Linked DNA regions of Mus musculus: region 2 is linked to region 1. A link is a loop called in an ENCODE intact Hi-C map of the cell type or tissue named here. Cell type or tissue: heart. All regions are shown on one strand.

What was found. A loop is a pair of places that touch in the nucleus more often than their neighbours do. Peaks named below come from ENCODE experiments on the same cell type or tissue, not always from the same donor. Only the 100,000 strongest peaks of a DNase experiment are listed, where the experiment ranks them.
Region 2: it touches region 1 in a loop (4-fold over the local background); 4 of 42 quality-filtered maps call a loop at or near these places.

The regions. Positions count from the first base shown.
Region 1 is chr7:44,463,197-44,471,196 of GRCm38, forward strand. Lrrc4b (leucine rich repeat containing 4B) reads left to right here. Exons shown (of 3, transcript NM_198250.1): 3 at 1-155. Aspdh (aspartate dehydrogenase domain containing) reads left to right here and starts at 2,239. Exons shown (of 7, transcript NM_026690.1): 1 at 2,239-2,339; 2 at 2,894-3,038; 3 at 3,275-3,359; 4 at 3,468-3,617; 5 at 3,689-3,909; 6 at 3,983-4,137; 7 at 4,447-4,555. The coding sequence starts at 2,276. The coding sequence ends at 4,490. It overlaps Josd2 (Josephin domain containing 2), which reads left to right and starts at 4,784. Exons shown (of 5, transcript NM_001205071.1): 1 at 4,784-4,994; 2 at 5,611-5,773; 3 at 7,216-7,341; 4 at 7,917-8,000. The coding sequence starts at 5,628. It overlaps Mir7052 (microRNA 7052), which reads left to right and starts at 7,151; the gene lies at 7,151-7,215. In heart, a CTCF peak has its summit at 4,857; DNase peaks (open chromatin) are centred at 3,565, 3,755, 4,775 and 7,265; H3K4me3 peaks cover 4,035 bases; H3K27ac peaks cover 7,429 bases; H3K27me3 peaks cover 1,565 bases.
Region 2 is chr7:44,242,365-44,250,364 of GRCm38, forward strand. Gm36864 (predicted gene, 36864) reads left to right here. Exons shown (of 5, transcript NM_001378657.1): 4 at 180-311; 5 at 575-822. The coding sequence ends at 642. It overlaps 2410002F23Rik (RIKEN cDNA 2410002F23 gene), which reads left to right and starts at 4,358. Exons shown (of 6, transcript NM_025880.4): 1 at 4,358-4,459; 2 at 5,888-5,931; 3 at 7,178-7,235; 4 at 7,657-7,695; 5 at 7,945-7,976. It overlaps Snord88c (small nucleolar RNA, C/D box 88C), which reads left to right and starts at 7,491; the gene lies at 7,491-7,574. It overlaps Snord88a (small nucleolar RNA, C/D box 88A), which reads left to right and starts at 7,786; the gene lies at 7,786-7,857. It also overlaps LOC115486841. In heart, no CTCF peak of the experiment used is centred here; DNase peaks (open chromatin) are centred at 4,077, 4,347 and 4,887; H3K4me3 peaks cover 3,025 bases; H3K27ac peaks cover 2,281 bases.

The sequences.
Region 1 (8,000 bases):
CGACAATGCCCCCAACAGCGAGCTCCACTCGCGGCCCTGGCAGGCCCACCCCACCCCACAGACTCTTTTGATACTGAAGGGAGGTTTGCGTCAATCACTACCTGCTCTGTAATTACTTTAAAAAAAAAAAAAAACACGGAAAAAGTAAAAAAAAATTTTTTTGGGGGGGGGGGCATGAAAGTATTGAAGAGAAACAGGGCACAAAGCTCCTGAGGGTGGGACGAGGAGAGGATAGGCAGCCAGCGATGCTGTCCTCCCAGGAGGGGAGAGTGGATACTCCAAAGTTACAGCTCTGGGACTCTCTATCCCCGAGATTCCAGAGAGGAACAGGCTCACCCAGCACATAGCAGCACGGCTCCATCTCCCCATGTGCTGGGGGTTCAGTAGCTGCCCTTCTGTGTCTCTGTCTCCATCCCCATGTCTAGCTGTTGTTCCTTTCTGACTCTGGTGCCTCCCCCATCACACACACAGCACACAACCCAAGCCAGAAGGGACCTAGGACCGCAAAGCTCCAAGGGTAGCATGGAACAAGAGAACTAACTGTGGGATACTGGGGGGGTCTGTGGGCCACAGTGTGGGCAGGAGAGCTACACCCCAGCCTCCCCGGCTTGCTCCATGTGTGCCTCCCCAGAAACGGGAAGCCATCATGCCGCTTAACGGGACCGTCCGTCTATAGGCACGGCTGCCTAGGAAGCAGCACTGACAGTCTGGGGGACACTAGTGAGCAAGTGGTTGTGTCCCCACAAGAGAGTCCCCTCCACACACATCCCTGGCTACTTGGGAGACAGAGTCTGCACAATGGAGGTGCACAGAATAAACAGGTCTGGACCACATGAGGGACACGGTAAGTAGACCAGGGACATGGAGGGCAGAGTCACCTGCAGCGTCTGCAATTACCAAGGAGAAAAATGTGCAGCCAGGCCAGGACTAGTGCTAAAGTGGGGACATTAGTGACATCTCTGCATGACCCATGTGTCCAAGGTTTAACCTCCAGACAGCTAAAGTTACCTGGGAAGTTTGAGAAGGCCTAGGGAGATAGAGAGGTAGCCAATCAGGCACACAGCACATGGACCCCTGGGCTAGCCTAATGCAGGCTTGGCCTGTCATCCACACATAGCACAACTAGACCCTCTGTGGACAGGGAAGGCCCCAGGGTGCACACCTCTATCAGAGATAGGGAGCAGGCACCTCCCCTCCAACTCTTTGAACCCTGTGTTCCTGCCCTCTTGTCCCTGTCCCCACTTCTTCCTGATTTTTCTAACTGACCCCACCCCTCCATCTTCTCCCTCCCTCCCCAGTGCTAAGTGGATTCTTTATCTGTGACAACTGTCAGGTTCTGGCCCTATCTCCTTCCCCACCCAGCTCCTCTCTGCTGATGGAGCCTGGGACAGAGCTGTTGCGCATGCACTTTAGGTTCTCCATCTTTTCTGCTTTCTCCGCAACCATCTCGGCTAGGATCCTGGTTACCATGGCAACAATGCGGCTGTACCAGGTGGCAATGGGGGCAGGGAGCTGGCCTGCTGCAGCCTGACATGTCCCATGCCAGGCCTGCCAGCCAGTGGCTGGGCTCATCCTGGGACACTCAGAGACTCCCCAAGCCATGCAGGTCCCTTCTTCATGGACAGGAAAGGAGACAGGAGGGGGTCAGGGGACCAAGAATACAAAGAGGCTGGAGATTGTGGCCTCAAGGTGGAATGAATGGTGGACAGTTAAGGTGAGCTCAAGGACAATCAGACACTGGAGTGAAGAAGGGGACTCCAGCCAGGACTGAGGAGCACGGAGGACTGGGAAAGACAGGACACAGGTGGGGCCTGCAGGACCACATACATTCCAGCCAGACCTTTCCACTTAGACTTTAGAGGGGGGAAAAAAAGGAGATCAAGAGGTTTGTAAGGGGCTTGGTGGGAGACCTAAATTCCTGTCCCCAGTTCTTCCCCCATCCCAAGGAAAATGCAGTCTCCATGACAACCTGCTGGCCAGACTGAGGAGGGGGGCTGTAAAGGGAATTTTCTACCTCAGCAGGAATGGGAGAATGTGGGCTGCTCAGGAGGCCGTGGGGTAGTGGGCACATAGGGCCATGCAAGGCCTAGCTTCCAAGCCACCATGCCAGCCAGCAGGAGGGCAGAGGGCTGGAAAAGGACACCCTCCCCATCCTGTTCCCTCCCTCAGTGGAGAGAGTCAGGGGTCAAAGTCCAAAGTTCATTCACTGTCAGGCCTGGTACAGGGGCCAGCAAGCACAGCAGATCCCCCACAGCAGGGTACCTTGTTAAAGACCATGGCCACCAGTACGCTCCCTCAAGTTCCTTACAAGGTGGGGGTGGTGGGCTATGGCCGCCTGGGTGAGTAAGACCTGGCCTGGGGTCTCTTTCTATGCCCTGTTCCTAATGTTCCAGAAACATTTGCTTCCATCTATCTTTCACCCCAGCCTGCCAGCCCAGCCTGCCTTCTGCCCACTCACTGGGCCTCCCTCTGTCTCTCTGTGTCTCTCCCTCTGAGAGAGTGTTTATCTCTGGGTATCTGCCTCTCTCTAGGTCTCTGTCCTTTCTCTGGGTCTCCAAGGTCTGTCTGTCTCTGTCTCTCCCCCCCCCCACCTTCCCCTCTTCTCTCTCCCATCTTCTGTCTGTCTTTCTTCTTGCTCTCATCTCTGTGTGTGTGTCTGGGTCTTTGTGTCTCTGTCTCTGTGTGTATGTGTCTCTGTGTATGTGGGGCATCTCTGTCTCTCCTTTCTAGGTTTCTATGTATTCTGTCTGTGTGTCTGTCTGCCTCTCCTCTCTGGGCTTCTGACTGTATTCTGTCTCTAGGTCCCTGACCCCCCCCCACCCCCAATCTCCCTGACTTAGGAGGGGAGGGTCTCTCTCCTTTCCTTGGATCCCTAGCCCTCCTGTCTCTGCAGGACAGTCCCTTGTGTCCCGCCTTCTGGCTCAGGGATCAGAACTGGGCCTAGAACTTGTTTTTGTGTGGAACCGTGACCCTGGACGGATGGCAGGGAGTGTGCCCCCTGCCCTGCAGCTCCAAGACCTCACTGCCCTTGAGGAAAGGTCAGCGCCCCACAGAAGGAGCCTCCCCAAAGCTGCTTCCTGCCTCCCTGTGTCAGACAACCCTTTGACCCTTTCTGAGTCTCAGTGCATATAAAGAGAAACTAGAATGCACCCACTATCCCACTCCCCTCCCTCAGCCAGGGTAAGCAGTGCTATCCCTCCAAACCCTGAGGACCTGGGAGACAGGAGACCTGACTCTTCTCCAAGGCCCTCCCCCTCCATGTCTCTCTTCCTAGGCACCCTGACCTTGTGGTAGAAGTGGCCCACCCCAAAATAATCCATGAATCTGGGGCACAAATCCTTCGCCATGCAAACCTCCTGGTGAGCCTCCTTGCCCCTCAGTGAGTCCCTCTCTGTGTTGGCTGCATCCCACCCTCCAGCAGTAATCTGGGTCTTGGCCTTGCCTCTCTCTACCATCCGTGTCCCAAGGTGGGATCCCCCTCAGCTCTGGCTGACCAGACCACAGAGCAGCAGCTCCTGGAGGCTTCAAAGCGCTGGGGCCACACTGTGTTTGTGGCCCGAGGGGCCCTATGGGGCAGTGAAGACATCAGCAGACTGGATGCAGCCGGAGGCCTCCAGGTGAGGACTGTCTGGGCTGCCAGACGGAACATGTAAGAGTCTCAATCTCCTGACCCTGCCATTGCTTCCAGAGCCTTCGAGTCACCATGGCCACACATCCTGATGGCTTCCGGCTGGAGGGACCCCTGGCTGCAGCCCACAGTAGTGGGCCCCGCACAGTGCTCTATGAGGGCCCTGTGCGTGGGCTCTGTCCCTTGGCCCCCCGAAACTCTAACACCATGGCAGCTGCTGCCCTGGCTGCCCCCAGTCTAGGCTTCGACCGTGTCATTGGGGTGCTTGTGGCTGACCTTAGGTAAGCACAGGGCGTAGGTGGCACAGCTGTGTACACTCCGGGTGGACTGACTGCACTTCTCTGCCGGCTGCAGCCTCACCGACATGCACGTGGTGGATGTGGAGCTGCTAGGACCCCCAGGGCCTTCAGGTCGCAGCTTTGCCGTGCACACCCACAGAGAGAACCCAGCCCAGCCTGGCGCTGTCACCGGCTCTGCTACTGTTACAGCCTTCTGGCACAGCCTACTGGGTGCGGCAGGCCCCTCCAAGGGTCCCTTGGCGTTTGTGCTCGGCAGAGCTCACATGTTGGGTGTCCCAACCCCAGTTTTCTGTCTTTTCTCATTCTTAGTTCTCACTCCCAGGCTCTATGAGCCTCTCTTTCCCCGCCCCGCTTTCTCTCAGCATCTGGGTCCCCCTCTAGGTCTCTACATCCACATGCCACATCTCTTTCTGAGTATCCTCCTTGACTTGTACCACATTACCTTTTCCAAAACCCACGTCCACCATGGCCACCTGCATGTGTCTGTGTTGTCATCCTAGTTTTTCATTCTCCCCACAGGCTGCTGTCAGCTCACCTCCAGACCTGGGATCCACCTCTGCTGAGTCTCCTCCCCTACTACCCTTACTGTCATATTGACAACTATGGGTCCCAGTAAACATCAGAGTTCAGCCCACTGTTCTCTTTGGCCTCTTTGGTTCCTTGTCCCCACCTCTATGTCGTCACGCTTCAGCTACACACTGAGTATGACGCCATAGCAGCAGCGTGCGAGCTCATACACAAACCAGCCCCCTGAAAGCTATCGCGAGATCACTCGTTACCACAACTCCCAGAAACCTCTAGGCAGCAGTGAGCCCTGGGAGAGAACGAGAACTGGCTGCTTTGTCCGATGGGAGTTGTAGTCCCACGCGGCAGAGCAGCCCCGGAGGACTTCCGGACTGCGCGTCCTATTTAGACGCCCTACGGAGGCCTTCGGGAATCGCAGTTCGGCGCGCGCAAGTCGCCGGGAGCTGTAGTCCCTTTCGCCTGCTCAGTCAGCGTGCTACCACCCGGTCGCTGCCTAGGGAATGCGAAAGCGGTCGGTCCCGGGGAGCAGAAAGGCCGGCGGGGTGAGGGCCAGGCGGGCGACAAGCAAAGGCGGGTGGGAGTGTGCCTGGTTGCCAGGTGACAGGAAAAGGTGGGGGCTCCTGTTGCTTAGTAACTGGTAGAGGGCCTCGTTGCCAGGTGAAGGGAGGCGAGAACCCTGGTTATTGAGGAGGGGAAGTCTTTCGTTGCTAGGCGACCAGAAGAGACCCTGTTACCCAGAGACGGGAAAGGAGGAGTCCTCCATTGCTAGGTGATCAGAAAACGGACCAGGATACCCAGAGGGTGGGGTTGTTCTGTTGCTTGGGAACTAAAAAGGTATTGTTTCCTAGGGACAGAAGGGGTGGTAGTCCATTGCTAGGTGATGATGATCAGGACCCTTTTGCTTGGAGACATGTAGTGGGGGTGGGTCTCTATTGCCAGGTGAGCAGATGAGAGCCTCTACTCCCCCCACTCCCAGGACTGGGCTCAAAAGGTGTCTCTGTGCTCTGGAGACAGCCTGGGAAATAGGGTCAGGGCCTCACGGCCTCCTAAGCTAGCCCCAGTGCCCATCTCAATGTCCATTGCCCAGGGACCCAGGAATCTAGAGAACCGAATGAGCAAGATCCTAGGTGCCTAACACCTCCTTGTCCCACCCCGCAGCAGGAGCTGAGGAGGGCATGTCTCAGGCTCCGGAAGCAAGGCCGAGTCCACCCTCAGTGTATCATGAGCGGCAGCGGCTAGAGCTGTGTGCTGTCCATGCTCTCAACAACGTCCTTCAAGAGCAGCTCTTTAGCCAGGAGGCTGCCGACGAAATCTGCAAGAGGTGACTGCCATTGTTCCCCGCCCTGGAAGAGCAGGGCTCAGAGAGGCACGGGAGCCTTCCTGGGACCCTAGCAGGGCCAAGGCTCCGATCCAGGAGCTGTTGCCTGCCCTCCCACCTGCTGCTTCTCACAGCCTCAGCCCCAGCTTTGGCCTCAACCTCTCTTATCTGAGCCTCTGTCACAACCTCCCAGCTGTCTGTTTTTCTTCTCCTGGTCGTCCTACACACAGCCCCACAGCTGCTTGCCCCCTCCTCTGCTTCTATCCCTCTTTGGTTCCCCAGAACTCCTAGGGACTAGCCCCGGGCCTTCAGGCTGAACTCAAGGCCTTGTGTGCTCGGGTCCTTGCCTACCTTTCTGCAGCTTCATCCTTCGATGTACTCCTAGGCCTCCAACAGGCTGTTCCCATGTTACACAAGGCATTTTTTTCCCCTTCTTGGTCCCTTTGTTTGCGCCTCACAATTTCAACCATCACTTTTGTAAGAAACTTTCTTGAATCTCTCTCCCCATTCCCACCTCTAGGCTGCAGGGTGCTTCTATGGGCACATAGACACCCCAGCCTGTAGTCCTTGCCCAGATCCACAGGCAGCCCTCATCTGTAAACTTCAGACTTACTTAGAACATACGCATCTCTCTTTCTCCAGCTCTTTCTCCAGGGACATGCTGAGCAGCTCGAGCTGAGGCAGATGTCACAAGGGGGAGAAGGCTGGGAGAGCTGCAGACATGAGTGGCTCCCTCTTGACACTGCTCGCCAAGGGTCCAGGCCTACAGAGGAGCAGGGCCACAGAGCTGGGGAGAGCTAGAGGGAAGGCTTGGGCACAGGGACATCTGGGATGGGTGGCTGCTAAGAGCTGGTGCTGAGGCTATGCAGGGCCTGCTTGCCACTGGAGGAGGTGGGCGTCTGTCCTGGGATGATAGGGCACTAGGGATGCCTCTGAGCAGGGTAGGGCAGGGTGTTCCCAAAAGAAAGGGGCACTCTGTATTCAGATATGGCGGCATGAATGTGACTATCACCCAGGGACTCTGAGCACAGTCTTGGGTCTGAAGGCTCCTCTCCCAGAAGAAATGACATCTGAAGCTGGTCTGGAGAGAGACCGTGACGAGTGGGAAGAATGGAGGGGCAGGGACTTTGTCCAGAGCACTTGGGAGTCACGGGAGAAGTGGAAGTAGGAAGGGAGCAGGGCAACTCAGGCTCCTGGAAGTTGAAGGTAGGCTAGAGGGAGAGACTAGAGGCTGGGAAGGGTTTCTGAGTGGGAAAAGATAAAGCCTTAGCCAGTCTAAGAGTACAGGGCTCAGGGGTGGAGGGAGAACAGGACGTGAGGATGATAAACTGTGTGGGGGTTGAAGAGAGACGCGTCAAAGGCCAGGCTCTGGGCCTCTCCTATCATGTGGGAAGGTGGAGGCCTTTCCAGGATTTCAAACCTTGGCTCTGCCCCCTCCTTCCCAGGCTAGCCCCAGATTCCCGGCTGAACCCCCATCGCAGTCTCTTGGGCACCGGCAACTATGATGTCAACGTGATCATGGCTGCCCTGCAGGGCCTGGGCCTGGCCGCTGTGTGGTGGGACAGGAGGAGGTAGGGCCTAGGCTGTGGGCTGCACTGCCTCTGGGCGTGTGGGATGACACAGAGGGTGGCTTGAAGGGAGCCAGGGAGGCTATGGCAGATGGGGTCTGACTGAACGATGGGCTGAACTTATAAACTTGGTACCAGTCCAAAGGGTAGCCAAATGAGTAACTTACGATTAAGGTGGGAAAGACAGAAGTTAGTCAAGAGTAGTGGAGCCATCTTGTTGGCCCAAGGCAGGACTAAGCGGGAAGCCAGCCTGGACTGCATATGGAGAGCCTGGGTCAAAAGGGCAAACAACAAAAAGTTGAGGTTCTGGGGTTCCATTGGCAGAAGGCTTCCCCGTCACATATGAGGCCAGGATTCCATCCCCAGCACTCCATCAACTGCTGTAGTGGTGCACATCTGGGATACCCGAGACCCTGCCTAAACAAACCAAAGCTGGAGTTGACAGATAAGAGGGTAATGGGTCAGTGAGTGAATAGACGCTCATTCTGGAGAAGGAAGCAGGATCCAAGTGCCTCTGTGGCCCGCAACCCAGACCTCAGTGACTCTGGGGCCTCATGCTATATCCCTCCCCTCCCCAGACCCCTGTCCCAGCTGGCCCTGCCCCAGGTACTAGGCCTGATCTTGAACCTACCCTCTCCTGTGTCGCTGGGGCTGCTGTCCCT
Region 2 (8,000 bases), 220 kb before region 1:
CACAAAGCCCTAGGGTCCATCCCCAAACTGTATACACTGAGCATGGCATGGTGATGCATGTCTGAGACAGGAAGAATTCAAGGTCACCCTCAGCTGCATACGGAGTTTAAAGAAAGCCACAGCCCGTGACTACACCTGGGGGCAGGGGGAGGAAGTCACGCCTGTCCTGTGCTATACAGGGATCAACATCATTCTGGGGGTCCTATTCTATCTGATGCAAGCCCGAAAGTTCCTCCAGGAAGGCATGACCTACACCCTGGGAAGCAGTTTCTACCTTGCCTGGATCAATGTCTTCTTCTTCTTCATGATTGGTCTGGCTGGGCTCTGGGGTGCAGATGGTGTTGTGGGCATGGTTGGGAGTCGGGGTAGGGTTTCCCACAGATCCAGGGAGGATGGGACTGGGCTTGGAGTCAGGGCTAGGGATTCTTGTAGGCTTGGGGTGGGCTAGGGACAAGGTGAGGGTGAAGTTGATTTGGGGTTTAAGGATGGGGCAGGGTCTGGGTTATGACAGTGTAGGGTACCAGGTGAGGCTAGCCTACTGACCTCTGTGTCCTCTGCCCTCTTTCTCTCTCAGGTTTCTTCTCCTATCTGAACTACATCAATTTCTGGTCTATCCTATCACTCCAGCCTACATGGTCTTAAGACATGACAATGAACTAACAATGGCTGTCAGCTGCCTGACAACACCCCCCCCATACTCAAGTTATGTAATTTCTGACTCCCTTCAACCCAGAATACTAATTTATATTTTAAAGAAAAATATCTTCTGCCCAGAGTATTTCTTTATTTGGCTCTGTATGGTGAATAAAGCATTTCATGGAACTGCTATATTTCCTTACCCGCTACCTTGTCCACCTTTTCCCTCCTAAGTAGAGGGATAGAAAAGGGATTCTGTCTAATGTCAAAGGTCAGAAAAGAGACTGGGGTGAGGGTCCTCAGGAAACAAATGGCAGGGCTTTGATTTGTTTTGGATGGGTTTTTTTTTTTTGGGGGGGGGGTTCAAGACAGGGTTTCCCTGTGTAGCCACGGCTGTCATGAAACTTGCTCTGTAGACCAGGCTGGCCTCAAACTCATTGAAATCTTCTTGCCTCTGCCTCCAGAGTGCTGAGATTAAAGGTGTGAGTCACTACCACAACAAGTTGCTTAAGCATGTTGAACAGTTGACTTTCAGCTTTTACTGTCTGTCATGGGGTTTTTTTGTTATTGAGACAGGGTCTGTTTTGACTAGGCTAGCCGGAACTCAGAGATGCGCCTGCCTCTGCCTCCTGAATGCTAGGATTAAAGGTGTCCATTACTGTTCCCTAGCTCCACCCTTTAGTCGTACCATCAATATCTCACCTTTTCTGAGAAAATCCTGCTCATATCCTCAGCTCCCCTCCTGTCCTTTCCTGCAGTCCAGCCTCCCCACCCCTTTCTCTTCTTCCCAAATGCCCGCAACACAAGTCTGTTCAGTGTCCGGTTTGAGGAGGGAGGTGTGGGGCCAAGAGGCTTCTGATGAGTGGGGAAAGGTTACCGTGTCCCATGCAGGGAAAGGAGGGTCCCTTTGCTCACTCGCATAGGTCTAGAGACTGTTCCTGACTACCTCCATGACTCATAGCAAGGCTGACCCACTTGGGACTCAGTGTCCTTGTCTGTAGAATAGAGGCAACCAAGAACTGCATGATCAAAAGGCTGGAGAGATGGTGTGGTGATTTGAATAGGTATAGCCTCCCCCCAGACTCATGTGTTTGAATGCTTGGCTCATGGGAGTGGTCCTATAAGGAGGAGTGGCCACGTGGGAGTAGGTGTGATCTTGTTGGAGGAAGTGTGTCATTGTGGAGGGTAGGTTTGGTGGTGAGGTCTCTTATGCTCAAGCCCTGCCCAGTGTGGAACATAGGCTCCTTCTGCTGCCTGTGAATCAAGATGTAGATCCCAGCTCCTCCAACACCATGTCTGCCTGCACACTGCCATGTTTCCCACCATGATGATAGTGGACTAGACTGCTGAACTGTAAGCCAGCCCCAACTAAGTGTTTTCCTTTATGAGTTGCCTTGGCCATGGTGTCTCTTCACAGCAATAAAGCCCTAAGACAGATGGCCTAGTGGTTAAGAGTTCTTGCTTGCTTTTCCAGAAGAATGAGTATGGTTCCTAGCATCCATATTGGATACCTCACAACTGCCTGTAACTCCAGCTCTGCCCTTCTAGCCTCTGCAGGTACTGCATTCATACATATGCATATCCCCCCCCCAACGTGCACACTCAGACAAATGAAAATAAAAATAAAAAAACTGTATAATTGAGTTATCAAAAAAAAAAGTCACAAGGGTCTGGACAGATGGCTCAGCTTTTAAGAGTTTTACAGAGAACCAGGGCTTGATCCCCAAAACCCTCATGGCGGTTTCCAACTGCCCAGAACTCCAGTTTCAACACTCCCATCTGACCTCTAAGGGTACCAAGCACACACACATGCAAGCAAAACACTCATACATATAAATCTAAAATAAGCACATTGTATTTTCAAAGGAAAAAATTTAGATGTGTTCTCATGTATTTCAGGTTGGTCTGGAACTCACTATGTAGCCAAGATGGAATCTAAGTTCTCAGTCTCTTGCTGGCATTCTAGGTGGACACAAGCATGCCTGGTCTAATGTTAGGGATGAACCCAGCGCTTCCTTCATGTTGGACAGGCACTCTACCAACTGAGCCACATTCCCCAAGCAAATGCGTCCATTTTTAAACAGAGTAACAACTCTGTCTTATACTAGATCTACAAGTAATCAAATAAACAGTGTCAATACTGTGCAGACAGATGCAATGTATGTGCCCATAGATGAAGGTAAGGGGGTCCATGCTATGGGGAAAGAGAAAGGTGTCTTATTTTTCTGTTGCTATGATAAAACACCCTGATAAACGCCACGTAAGGGGACAGGTTCACAGTTCAAAGTGCAGTTCATCACATGGAGAGGTAAGGTGAGGGTCAAGGAGGCAGGAGCTTGAGGAGGCTGCTGGTCACACTGCATCTGCAGTCAGAGGGACATTTACACTGGTGCTCAGCTTTCTCCATTTATGCAGCCCATGGTTCCCCAATAGTGGGTGTGCCTTCCCAGGTCAACTAACCCAACTAAGATAACCTGTGCATGGTCAGCGGCTAAGCTAACCTAGATAACTCTCCACAAGGTATGCTCCAAGGCTTCTTTCCTAGGTAATACCAGATTTGGAGAAGTTGACCATATTAACCATCAATGTGGTAACGGGAGCCAAGCACAGAAGCAGACAGGGAGCTTTCTGAGCTCAAGGCCAGCCTGTTCTAGAGAGAGAGGCCTTGTCTCATCAAACTATTGACTTTCCTCTGGTGTGAGCCAGCAGCAATAATGGAAACTCGTTTACCTAAGAGAAGAATCTTTCCCTTTACTTCAGACCACTAGGTTCCCAGGCCAGTCTCCCCAGCGGAATGAGAAAGAGCCCTAATGAGCAGAGGGCCAGCTAAACAAAGAATACTCAGGTCACATTAAGGAATCTAGAGCTTGAAGAGTGTAACATAGACTATTTGGAGGGCAAAATGAAGAAAGAGAGAACTGGTATGAGGTGCAGACTTTTAAAAAAAAAATGTTCTATGACTTCTGTGGTTGAGGACCCACTTCGAGCTCATCCAAGTATTCAGAACCCTGACCCTTATCCCCCAAGACCTAGGGGTTCCAGCCCTCCGCCTCCTTCCTCAGACCCAGCAGTCCTTATCTCAGCCTCCAGATTCAAACCCAGTAGTGCAGCCCTCCAGCCTCACGCCCTCATACACAAGGGTCCAGACACCACCCACCCTCCCTCACACCCAGGGGTCCAGACCCCAACCTGCCCTCTTTCTGGCACAGGGAATTCCCCTCCTTTCCGCCCTAGCGTCCCCGCTCCGGGCCCGCACATCACAGAACCCAGCCCTCTAACTACACCACACCCATGGTTCCCTAAAAGTCTGCCAGTGTGTGCTGGTCCTGCCTCCCGCGCCGCAGCTGCGACTACTGCCGGGTGGGCCCTTTTAGCGGACCCCAGCTTCTGCAGCAAAAACGAGCTAGCCTGCCGCGCTGGCAAGTCGGGGGATTTCCGGTTCTGGCCAAACCCCCACCCCATGGGGGGCTTTCTCGTCCCGCCCTCTCCTTGGGAGCTGTCTAAGAGCTGCCTGACGGAAGTAACGGAAGAACCTTTCAGATATGTTCTTCATTCTCTTCATCCTCTTTGGGAACAACGTACCTTATCACCTGATCAGGAATGTCCTAAGGGCAACAGACGTTTATTCTTTCTGCCACCGTGAAAGCAGGATCCCCGGCTCAGGCGTAAGTGTGGGCTACCTCAGGGCGGGGCCCAAGAGCCGCTGGAGGCGGGGCCTTGCGAGCGCGATGGGTGGGGCTGACGGGCAGCGCGCGCTATAAATGGGGACACGCGGCGGTGGCGCGCGCCTGTGGCGATCGCGTGTGAGGTGAGGTCTGTCCCGGTGAGTTTTTCCACGGTGTTGGCCTCGGTACCTTCCAGTCGGTGGTGCTGCTTTGCACCCTGGGAAGCACGTGTCCCGAGGTGTCCGTGGCCTGGTCACGGGTGTACCTGTCGCGCGGACGGGCTCAAGGGCGCTGCTTGGGGCCGCGGGCGTGCTCGGGCTGGAACCAGGGTTTCTCTCGAAGGGGCGGATGCGGGTACTTTCGGGACAATGCCTTTCGCCAGGTTTGTGGAGCTTGGGATGCCGGGCCAGGCCTTCCTTTGTCTTGCCTTAGCCGGGCTACGCCATTTCTGCTGCTCACGTCGCGGGTCTTGTCCGCCATCTTCCCGGTTTTTTTTTTTTTTTTAGGCGACAGGGAGGGGGGTGTGTGACATAGAATCTTTCCTCCCAGTGACAGCCCCGTGCTACCTGCAGGTTCTCTCCGTAGGAAATCTCTACCACTGCCCCTCCCCCGTGTGGGATTTTGGCAATTTTGTGCAACCTAGAACACATGAGGGCTGGAGGAGGATGGGGTGTAGGGGCAGATACACGATACGGAGTTACCAAGGCGGAAGTGAGTGCACGTGGAGGACTGGATTGCTTCGGAGCAGCAGGTAGGAGTAGACGAGGAGGAAGGGAGCCAGGCCTTTGTTCACCTGCAAGAATACTAATACAATGGCTACAGGATGGTCTTGTAGGGCCTGATGGTACAAGCATTTTCGGTTCAGCTACTCAAGTAAATTACATATTTCTCCCAAAATATTTTAACCACACCTTTGCCTGTAAACCAATCTTTTTCTGCCTACTTACTGGTCAGTGCCATTATCACACTTGATTAAACTCTTTCCTCTTGGGAATCCTACTGTTCTCTTTGTGTTCCTTGCTAAATCATCTCCCAGACAGCTTTCACAGGGTGGTTCAAATCTCGCTGAGTAAGTCACTGGGCCTTCCATTTATTTATTTATTTATTTATATAAATATATATATGTATATAAGCCTATATTATATATATAAAATCTCAGCAGGGTTTTGCTTGTTTGCATTTTGCTCTGTAGAACCCCCATAGTTCTCCCACCAGGCTCCTCAGAAGGATGTGTGTCTTTGCAGGTTGTGTTTTTCAAGGTTACGAACCAAGACAGAACATCATGTCCATAGGGAATCTCTATGGACCTACTGGACTGGGGAACTTGGAGCCTCTAGTGGATTTTGTGTTTGTCAATCTTTTCTATTGTGTTAGCTTGGCCACCATCCCTGAAGGCAAGTAGCCTTGACATTGCAGAAGGCCTGAGGCTCCTGTGATGTTTAGCACTGGGCTCCAAACACCCTTGAGGACACAGTGCCCCTCCAGGACCTTTGACACCTGGAGATCTGAGGACCTCTAAATTTGATGTTCTGTACCTGTGGGCTGGCCCCACACATAACCCTCACCAAGTCCTTTCGGTATTACAGGTGTATCTTGAAGCCACGTAGCCATCCATCATCATCTTACTGTGGTAAGAGCCTTTACTTTTTAATCTGTCCACACCTAAAATAAATAGTGTACCTTCCTTTTCAGTTACTCTCTATAAGTTGGATTTAATGAACCCGCAATTATAGGGTATTACATATTAAAACTCTTAACTTAAATGGGATCAGTCAGGTGTAGGTAAAGATCCCAGACCTGCTGTTCATAACTCCATACCAGTCAGTAAACCACCTCAATAAACCTGGGTGCTGAATGGAACAGACACATCAAGGGCAGGCACCTAAGTCCTCTGCAGTTACATAGAGAGGGTGGCAGTATTTTCTGTCTTCTAAGGGTAAGGACTGGGTAAGGTACAGAAAGGACCAAATTTTCAAACTCAGTAGAGAACAAAATATCGGCATTAGCGCCTGCCCACTGGATTTGTGGACTGAAGACAATGTAGCTTTGAGCATCGTTTAGGGCCTAGCAAATAATTTGTACCCCCCAAAAAAAAGATACTTTTTATTTTTTAAAGAACCTTGAATTTACATAGGTTCTATTATTAAAATAACAAGATTTATCAGAAGACAGGCATGTGTGTTATCTAAAAAAGAACACGTTCTCAGCTCTAGGAGAATATCTCCTTGTTTCTTAGGTGTTGGGAACAGGGAAAACAATGGCTCTGCTGTTGACCTTAAGATGTTTTCTATCTGACCATACTGGGCTTGGGCTAATAACAAAGCACTCTGCATAGCACTGAACACACGGAGTCTCTGGACTGGGCAAAGATGTGAACTGAAAAGGTACAGAGAGCTGGAGAGGAGTTACTTTCTATAATTTGGATTTAATCAACCAACAACTATAGGGTCCAAGGCCAGCCTGTGCTATATAACAAGACTGTAGGGTAGAGGAGAAGAGGGCCAGTATTTGAAGCAAATGAGTTCACTACATCTCACCAGGGTCTTAGGCAGGTGTCATTTCTTTGCAGAATGCAAAGTCATTACTTCCCCCAAGTTGCAGGGTGGAACAGAGGTGCTAACCTCAAACTCAGGCAAGTTGAAGAGTTGGTTTAGGGGGAAACAGGTCTGGAAGAAGGGTGGAAGCCACTTAGGGACATGTTCACTATACCCTGGAAATTCCAAACAGTCCTAGGGCTGAGCCATGAGACCAAGACCAGTCTCTGTCTCATTTGCCCCACATTCCCAAGGACACAGCAACCTCAGTCTACAGCATGCAGGTCAGTGTAGACAATTGAGGGGTAACTGTGGCACGTGCCTATAATCCCAACATTCCAGGTGGCTGAGGCGGGAGGATCCTGAGTTAACATCCAGACTGGACTACATACAAAAATAAGTGAGTAAGATTGGGGGCGGGGAGTATAGAATGTATCGAAAATCTTCTACCTTGGGAGGTAGAAGCAACTTTGCCCACATAAACTGTCTTAAGCAAGGAAACAGGGAAGTGTTACCCCTAAGGGTCCTGGGTTCTCTAAAACCAAGTGTCAGCCATTCTCTTGGGTGGATTTCTGAGCACTGGGCTATACTGTCCCCCTTGGGACTTTGCATGGCCCTAGGACCTTAGAAAGGGAGGGTATTAATATTACCAGGACCCCTCTGATGTTCAGCACTGGGCTCTGACCATCCTGAGGACATGGTGCCCCCAGGGACCTTTGACACCCTGGGGTCTGAGGGGCCCTGGCGACAAAGGGAGTGGATGGGGAAGCTGTGGTCTTTGTGAGTCTCACCAGCCTTTCTCCTCTCCCTCCTGCCAACAGACAGAGGCAGTTCCTTCAGACAACCAGGCTTCCCTCCAGGTAAGCAGAGAGCTGCCTAAAGTGCTAGGACAAACAGCTCAGTTTAGACTCTGTGCTGTCAGTGTGTATGCTTGCGGACCCCCTTGATGTCCAGCACTGGGCTCTGACCATCCTGAAGACATGGTGCCCCCAGGGACCTTTGACACCCTGGGGTCTGAGGGGTCCTGACTACAAGGAGGAATGAATAGGGGGGTGCCATGGTCTTCGTGTCCCTTGCCAACCTCTGTCCCCTCTCCTTCCTGCCTATAGGTGGTTTCTACAAACATCCTACTTCCCTTCAGGTAAGAGCAGAAAGACTGTCTGGA